Linked DNA regions of Mus musculus: region 2 is linked to region 1. A link is a loop called in an ENCODE intact Hi-C map of the cell type or tissue named here. Cell type or tissue: left cerebral cortex. All regions are shown on one strand. Each heading gives the region's core, and the rest is flanking DNA. Links, peaks and the distances in the headings are about the cores only. Region 1 has its middle 71 kb from the start of Fgf12. Region 2 has its middle 3.3 kb from the start of Opa1.

What was found. Hi-C counts contacts between places; a loop is a spot of excess contacts. Peaks named below come from ENCODE experiments on the same cell type or tissue, not always from the same donor. Only the 100,000 strongest peaks of a DNase experiment are listed, where the experiment ranks them.
Region 2: it touches region 1 in a loop (4-fold over the local background); 1 of 42 quality-filtered maps calls a loop at or near these places.

What each region holds. Positions count from the first base shown.
Region 1 is chr16:28,515,320-28,519,721 of GRCm38, reverse strand. It overlaps a transcript of Fgf12 not described here. Among named protein-coding and RNA genes, the nearest start is that of Fgf12, 71 kb to the right of the region's middle. In left cerebral cortex, for the core only: a CTCF peak has its summit at 1,710 (motif pointing left); a DNase peak (open chromatin) is centred at 1,689; H3K4me3 peaks cover 515 bases; H3K27ac peaks cover 583 bases.
Region 2 is chr16:29,573,811-29,578,212 of GRCm38, reverse strand. No RefSeq gene overlaps it. Among named protein-coding and RNA genes, the nearest start is that of Opa1, 3.3 kb to the left of the region's middle. In left cerebral cortex, for the core only: a CTCF peak has its summit at 2,383 (motif pointing right); a DNase peak (open chromatin) is centred at 2,404.

The sequences.
Region 1 (4,402 bases), core at 174-4,173:
TTTTGAGAACATTATTATGAATTTGTAGGGTAGAGAGATGGATTGATGAGTACACAGAGAGAGATGGAAACTGCTAACATGGCTGACCAGTGCATGTATCTTGTAGTCAGTAGGCAGAGCCGACTAGAAGCGAAGGTGTTCCAGCTGTCCTGAGTGAACACACTAAGATGGAGCTTGGCCTCTCATTGGCCTTCTCCAATAGAAACTCAGGAGCCCTTGGAGAAATGCTTGATCCTAAGGCACTGGAAGGCAAATACTTATCAGATTCAAGGATCCTAAACATCAAGGATGTGCTCAAAGGCTGCCGGCTGGTCAAAGGAATGTTAAAACAGTGTAAAGGTGGAATGGGGGCAGTGATACTCACATTAGACTTTAATTCACATAATAAAATTCATGGATGTTGCTATAAATCTAGGATTTAATAAGTAAATGGAAGAGAATGGGCCATGTGTCACAGAGGAATTCCAACTGTAGAAGAAAATAAGGGATATAGAGAAATCACCATCACCCAAGCCTGTAGTCACAGCAAATGAAGGTAAGGAGCCTTCTTGATGCTAACATCTGTGAACAGCTGTTTGGAGAGAGGATGACACATATGTTAACCAGGCCCCCTTCCCATCACCTACAGGGACTTTCCATTGAAAATACCAATTGTCATTTTAAACCAAATGACAACTCAGTGACAGACTCACTGGTAATCTGACACATGGACGACATCACTGACTGATATTGTACCCAAGAAGGACGAAGCAGGAGTTCTGGAGCATTCTTCCCTAAAGAAAGCATGTCCACAATCTAATGTGAGTCTGTAGCCATCTTAAATGGTGGAGCATCTGTAAAGTAATTGAGCAGTTACTTGCAGAAGTGTCAAAAGGAGGAAAGAAAGGAGGAAAAAATAAAGGAAGTGAGGCTGGTGAGTCACCCTTGGCACAAAAAGGCACTTGCCACTAAGCCTGATGGATTACCAGAGTTCAAAGGGTGGAAAGAAAAAATCTGCAGGAATGAAAAAAAAAAAAAGGGCGTTAGTAGAAAACCTGGAATAACCTTAAGAGCTATAGCTGGATATGGTAACTTACATTTGATGATTTGGGAAACTGACTGGGTGAGGAATTCCCATTGGGAGTGGGGGGCGTGTTGGGGAGGGACATAAAGGAATAAACCTAACAGTCCTCCTTGAGTGGAGCCAACGGGATGACCTGACCTTTCAGCTCATAGAATTGCCAGTCTCTTTACTTTCCTATAAAGGGAGCTGTTTGTATGACACTCCTAGTACCGCAAAGTCTGGTAGATGGAGAAACACAGCTTCCCTCTGAACCTTTCCCACGACTCGAGCGAATGTAGTTTCCAAGACACCGTGTTCAGTACAGGATGTTGATCTGAGAGTCAGAAGACCTAGTTTCTCCCAGGGCTTCTCCCTTAGCAGCGAGGCGCTGAGTGGCACAAGTGCTCCCAGCAGGTCTCTGAAGCTTCCGTTTCCGTGGATTTGAAACCTCTCGTTTTCTTAAATTCGAAAACAGCTTTTCTCTGTAGAGTCACTGGAGTTTTCTGACGCGGTGTGTCAGAGGCAGTTAACGTGCAACTGCCTTCTGTTTAAGTAAGGCAATCAATTACCAGGGTTATTTCTAGTTTCCCCATACAGCACAGCCATCAGTTCTGGCCACTGAATTTACCTGCTGGCTAAAGTAGAATTGTGCTGCCCCCGTGTGGCTAATAGTGGGTACTGAAGGGCCTGGCCACAGATGTAAGAGATCCAAGAGCATTATAGAATTCAGAGTTGGAAGGCACCCCAGAGTTCATGTAAATCACCCCCTTCCTTAGTAAGGAACTGATCCTCATAGGCTTGTGGTGAGTCCCTGTGCTACTTGATGATTGACGTAAACCGGATGCGAGACCAGGGTCAGTGTGGTTCAAGTTAATTTGTCAGACATGAGGGGAAGCGGAAGGGGATATGGGAGGAGGGGTTGGGGGAGGGGCTTAAGGGGGTGAGGGGTACAGGGGGTTGGGAGAATTTTTGGATCAGGTCTACGTAGACTTGAATTTTATTATAAACACACACACACACACACACACACACACACAATGAAATAACTAGACGTTGTAAACAGAAGCTGCCCCTTGTACAAGGGTTCAAAACAGAACTGCTGTTTTAACCTGGGGAGAGTGGTCACCACAGCTGTGTGCACAGCAACTTCCATGCTGCATTTTGAGATCATTTCTTTTACATTAAACAGCTTATGACTGCTTAATGCCTATCACACCGCAGATTTTAGAAACTGCTGGTAAATGAAGACCCAGCGTTTGGACAACTGAGTCTGATCGCAGCTCCTGTCCATTCTGTGAGTGTGAGCTTATGTGTGAACAATCCAGACAGCCCAGGCTTCCTCCTGGTCCTCATTCCCTCACCTTCACCAGAGAATACCTTCCTCGTGAGAGTCTCGTAAAAGTTAATTCTTGTAAATTGTTGTAAGAAGACGAAGTTAAAACTGTCGGTCGATTATACAGTTCACCGGGTGTGCATGTTTCTACAGTCCTGAAGTGAGTTAAGTAAAACAAGCCACTGAGAGTATGGAAAGCCCTTGTAGAGCAACCACCTATCCTTGCCGGCCAACAAAGATCTTTTGATAAGGGTACATAGTAAATATGTTTGGCCTTAGGTTATAGAAAAGTTTGTGGCTTAAGGTCTTCTAAAAGTAGCCACTGAATGGGTGGGGTCACATGGATAACTGTCTCAGGTTGTGTGTATATGTTTAAACATTTGTTTAGAGGATCCTGAACAACATTTTCCATTGTGTGATGGGTAGAGGCACTAACAGGACTCACTGTATAGCTGTCCAGATTCTCTAAGTATACAACAGGGAAAAAGATCAATGGGATAGGATTGACCTAGGTGGTCTGTGTGTGGAAAACTATAGATCTCTCTGATAAATTTCTAGACTTCTCTCTCCTTTGTCAAGACACGCGAAGTCTGCGTGTTTCCCTAGCTACAAAAACTGCAGCTACATCGAAGCAATCCTCAGGGAAGCCCATTAGAATCCGGTTCCCAGGTAGCTAGGGGAACACAGTAAATACCAGGCACCAACTGTCTAGCAGCTAGCACAAGCCAGTGTCATAAAGCGCCTGTCCGTGTCAGCAGTGCGCACACAGTGAGAGGGACCTTAGTGATACGGAGAACATGTTTCCAAGACCAACCTCTCAGGAGGGAGCAGCCTCAGGCCTCCTGATTTCCTCATACAGTGCTCCTAATTAAAACAGCCTAATAGAGACTGTTTTTCTGATAGACTCCAAGTGCAGAATAAGTCTTGGGCATTTTATAATCATGTTGACCTGGGACTTCATATGTTCATATGGTACATGGCTAATTTTTTAGCTCTGCATCTTCATGTATCCAGAAGATGTGTTTGCCCATTCTAGGATTCTTATTGGTATATTTGTATTTTTTTATTTGGCCTGTTTCAAAATTTAACATTTTGGAAAGACATTTGTTTGCTATTTTGGTTGGGATGAGCACTTTTTTTTCCCCCGGCGCGGGGGTCGGGGGGTGGGGTGGGAGGGGAAGTTAAGCTTCCAGTGGAGCCTAAGAAAAACAAATAGAGCATTCTCAGGAATGCTTTGTCATCCATAGTTTCCATTACTTCTAAGAAAGTGTCAGTGTGAACAGTCTTCCATAACCTTTAGCTCAGAGCCACCTTGTTTGCCCCAAGCAACTAGGAATCAACAGCAAAACTTTTGACCTGTGTGGTGGCTCCTTTCCCAATTGATCATATGACGTGAGTTTCTCATTCTCCAGATCAAACACAACCATCCGTCTTTCCAGTGAGTGGAGACAAGGTTTGCTTCCTCATCATGAAAACTGTCTGCTGGCCCCACCCCACAGACCTCTTAGAGCTAAGATAGCCCAGCTGGCTCTTTTCATTTGGCGCAGTAGCATAAGTGTGAATGTTTGTCTGCTCAAACATGCCTCTTAAGTCACGACAGTGGTGTGGGCTCTCTGGAGGACCTCTTATTTAAATTATTTAAGATGTAATGGTAAATTCTATGTGCAATCAATGCATATCATTATGTGAGGTTTTGTGAGTTCTTTCTGTTTCTCTACTTTGGAAGCTATTTCTTCCGAAACCCCAAACCAGTGGGTTTAGACTTAATGTCATCTCGGTGAACTGAAGCTCTAGGGCTCTCTCATAGCAGCACCCCTTGTTTGTAAAGTCTCGCTCAAGATCCCTGCCCAGGGCAGTTCACACAGTCACTGGCTTATTGACACTATGCATTCTTGTTAACGTCAATATTTGTTACTAAATGCAGTTCTCCCATTATGTTTCTATTATTAAAGCTGATATTTTTATTATGAGTTAATTTCATGCATACATGAACTTTGGGTTCTCTCTTCCTCTTTTGTTTTATTTTG
Region 2 (4,402 bases), core at 306-4,305, 1.1 Mb before region 1:
TTTACTGTGATGACTGTCTCAATGATAGCTGTAGATAGAAACCTTCTATAAAGCCTAACCAGTATAAACCAAACTAGAAACCAGTTTAAACCCCAACTTTTTCTAGTATTGAATAAAAAATGCATTTGTTATTGTTGCTTCCTAATTCTTGTTGGAAAACACAAAAGGGAGAAGTAAGTGACGGCTGCTTCCATGTGTAATGTGTCTTTGCAGTTTACAAAGCCCTTGCTTTATAATTCCACTTCTAGGCTGGGACTATGTGTAACTTATGTCTACCATTGTATTAGATAGCAAAATAGAGTTAGCATGAAAGTCTCTAGATAGTAGCTAATTAAGTGAATTACATTCACACTAGTCACAAAACCTATGAGCTCTCAGTATCCAAATAGAGAATAATATCTGAAATAGATTGCCCTAATTTGAAATGGCTTTAATCTAGGTTTTTGTTTTGTTTTAACTTCACAATGCTGTCAAAGAAATGTGAAGAAGAAAATTCAATAGAAGCCATGCATCCAATACTTGTTTCAACCAGCCTGTTTTCTATATTTAATATATTATCTAATAAGGGTGATTTACTCAATCCCATATAAAATAGGCCACTTGACTGCTAATGTATCTGTTGTAAGCATGTTTAAGGTTAGAGGGCTAGACTGAGGTAGGAAGTTTGGGATATGGGTGTGCCTCAAGTGAGACTTTCAAGTTATAATGGGTTTATATGACATCCACTTCACGCTATGTACATTGAGGAACATCTACTTATAATGCTGAATAGGAAAATTAGTTAGACTGTTATGAAATCAAACCACCACCACTAGTTCAAATTCAGGCCAGAGTTTTTTTGTTTGGCTACACAGTGTGAAATGATGTTGGACTTTTGCTACAATTTAAAAACAGAGAAAATTTACATTTAGATAAACCAGTATTCTGCTTTTCTGTTTTGATTTGGTTTGGTTTTTTTTTTTTTTGAGACAGGGTTTCTCTGTGTAGCCCTGGCTGTCCTGGAACTCACTCTGTAGACCAGGATGACCTTGAACTCAGAAATCTGCCTGCCTCTGCCTCCCAAGTGCTGGGATTAAAGGCGTGCACCACCATCACCGGGCTGATAAACCAGTATTCTTAAAATATCAGACAACATTATGCCCTAATCTTAAAAAAAAAATACTAGGAAGGGGTAGGAATCGAGTAATGTTTCATATCCCTTACTCAAATTACACACAAATTTCTGTGATTGTGATATTATTTTTCTTAGACAAATCAAGAGAATTTAAAAACATAAACTATTGCTTATATAAAACTTATTAATTGAGATACCTGGGGAAGTTCTCAACCTTACTAATGCTGTGAACTTTAATATGGTTCCTCATGTTGTGGTGATCCCTAAGCATAAAATTATTTCCATTGCTACTTCATAACTGTAATTTTTCTACTATTATAAATCATAATGTAAATATCTGTGTCTTCTAATGGTTCTAGGCCACCCCTGTGAAAAGGCTGTTTGATTCCCCAAAGGGGTCGTGACTCACAGGTTGAGAACCACTGATTTAGAGGGTTTGATGTTTCTAAAACAATAAGATTCCCCTAGAAGACCATCTACACGAGTAAACTGTGATGTTCAAGGAATATAGTTGAATATGATATACAACAAACACTCATGTGTTACTAATCCACATTGCATACATGATCCAAGAAAATATTGAAGGCAGTGAGTCTTAGTGAAAGGCAATGAGGAAAGGGCTCATTGCTTCTTAAGTGGGAGAGAGAATGACCTTTGTTTTTATTTGTTAACTTGTATATCACTCAACCCAAACAAAGATGCTAACTGTATCTTCTGGTCTAGTAGTCACGGAAGAATTTTACCATTTCAAACTAACTTTTCAGGTTCAGATAGGAACTGAGCACCCCAGCAGTTAAAACTATCAAAGCATCTATCTTATCACACAAAACTACCCTGTTTAGTTATCCAGTTGTTTGGAGATCTTTAAAAAGAGCAAAGAAATATCAGAAATCTACACACCTGTGCCTGATCATAAGTATGCATGTAAGGTTTTATTATGTTTCTTTGCAAAGTTCTTCTTGGGTGGTATCCAAGGTCCCAGAGGAGAACCACATTCTTGCTCTGTGGTTTCCTGGAGAGAGAAGCATCTGTAGGCACACACACTCACGCATCGTCATTACACTCCCCAATGCTCAGGAAAGCATGTTACAATCATTGTTGGCTCTTCCCATCGATATTGTCTGTCTGTCTCAGAAGAGTCAAAAGTCTTAGGATGACATCTTTTCTCAAATTAGCCTCTTCGTTTTAAAATGATGTATTCTATCTTTATTTGTATGTATGTGTTTGTATCTGTGTCTGCATTCCATGTATGTGCAGGTGCCTGAGCATGACAGAAGAGGGCAGCAGATCTCCTGGACCTGAAGTTAAAGTCGTTTGGGAGCTGCTCAATGTGGATGCTTAGGAGTAAACTCAGCTCCTCTGCCAGAGCAGCAAGCACTCATAACCACGGAGACGTCCCTCTAGCCCTCATCTATGTGTTTATAGTCATTATAGCCACTTATAGAAGTTGGAGAAATATTCTAAAACTTACTTAGAAATATAGAAGACCAAAATGTTTAAAAAAATTGAGGCTGGAGCATTTATAACTACCTGACCTCAAAACAACTGGGAAGGAGACAGTGTGGTAGGTATAAGGATAAATACACCCACAGACAAGAATACAGGATGTAGAAATACATTTTAAATTGTGTAGTGTGATGGCTAATCTTAATAACCTGATTGGGTTGACCTCTGAGCCTATTTGTGTGTTTGGATTAGACCAAAAGGGGTCTGTCCTAATGAAAAGTTTAGCTCTTTGATGGTTCAGAATTTGAAGAGAAGCTGGGGGGGGGGGGGCGGGGTGCTGGGGAAGATGTGGCCCAGGTGAAGGATGTAGGATCACTGGGGTTGTCCTTGCTCTGTCCCCTCCCTGTTACTGCTCTGTTCTGTTTCCTGTGCATCAGCGCCACATGCTCCAGACACCATGTTGTGCAAGCTAAGACCATGGAAATACCAAGATAAAATAAATCTCATGCATTTCCGTAACAGCCCAAAGCGACTATGCACACTGGTAATTGGTTTATGCCAAAAAACACCAAAGCAATTTAATGGAGAAGGAATTATTTCCTTTTGTTCTCTGAATGGTAATGGAATAAATGAAGATCCCTGTGGGAAAAAAATACTCCCCCCCCCCACTGCTTGCAATATCCAGAATATATTCACACCATATACAAAATTAGTACGTATGCACAAAAATGATATTATCTGGGATATAATTGTAAGTATAAAAGCAAGAATAAAAGAATTGAAGAATGAAACAATGTTAGAAAACCTATTAGTAACCTGTGAATAGTCAAACAGTTCTTAAGCCACAAAAAGTAATACCATAAAAAATGTAAATTCAGCTGGGCGTGGTGGCGCATACCTTTAATCCCAGCAGAGGTAGAGAGAGGTTGGGAGGCAGAGGCAGGTGGATTTCTGAGTTTGAGGCCAGCCTGGTCTACAGAGTGAATTCCAGGACAGCCAGGGCTACACAGAGAAACCCTGTCTCGGAAAAAAAAAAAAAAAAAAAAAAAAAAAAAAAAAAAAAAAAAAAACCAAACAAAAAACCAAAAAAACTGTAAATTCACTGGACCTCATCAAACTAAAACATTCTTGCTCATCAAATGACAGAATGGATTCGCAAGCCTTAAGTTAGAAGTACACATTTTTATAATGCATACCTGACCAAGAACTTATACTAAGACTGTATAAGAAATGCATTGCTATCAATTTGTGGGTATCCACCAAGACTCAAATCGTTAAATATAATACCCATTGTGAGTTATGAAGAGGGTAGAAACTTAATATAACTCTGGGGTGTGAAGATAGTCTTAGGAAGTGAGAGGATGCAGAAGAGTCAAGAGGATAGAGCCAATGATTGAACACTGGTGGCTTTACAGGAAGAAAGCGGTCCGAGAGGATACCCACACGTTTCCTGCCTCTGGTTGTGGGATGCCCCACACTGCCTCTGAGCTCTTGCAGCCTTTCAACCTTAGATCAGAAGTGTGAGCAAAAATAAACCTCTTCTCCTTAAAAACCTCCCTCAAATATTTCATCATACTGATAAACCAACTAATTATTAACAGGCAAAAAGTTCAGATGTTGCACAAAGGAATATGCCACATAGATTCCCAGAGACACAGAGTGATGTTATTGGTTATTGAGGAAATGAAAAGTAAAACCATAATATCATCAATAAGACTGTTAAAAAAAAAAAAAGAAATGCACATCACCAACTTTGCAAGAATGTGGAGCAACCAGAACCTGAAGACACTTTTGGTGCAATACAATGAGACAGGCCCTTTGGAAACACACTTGACAGTTTCT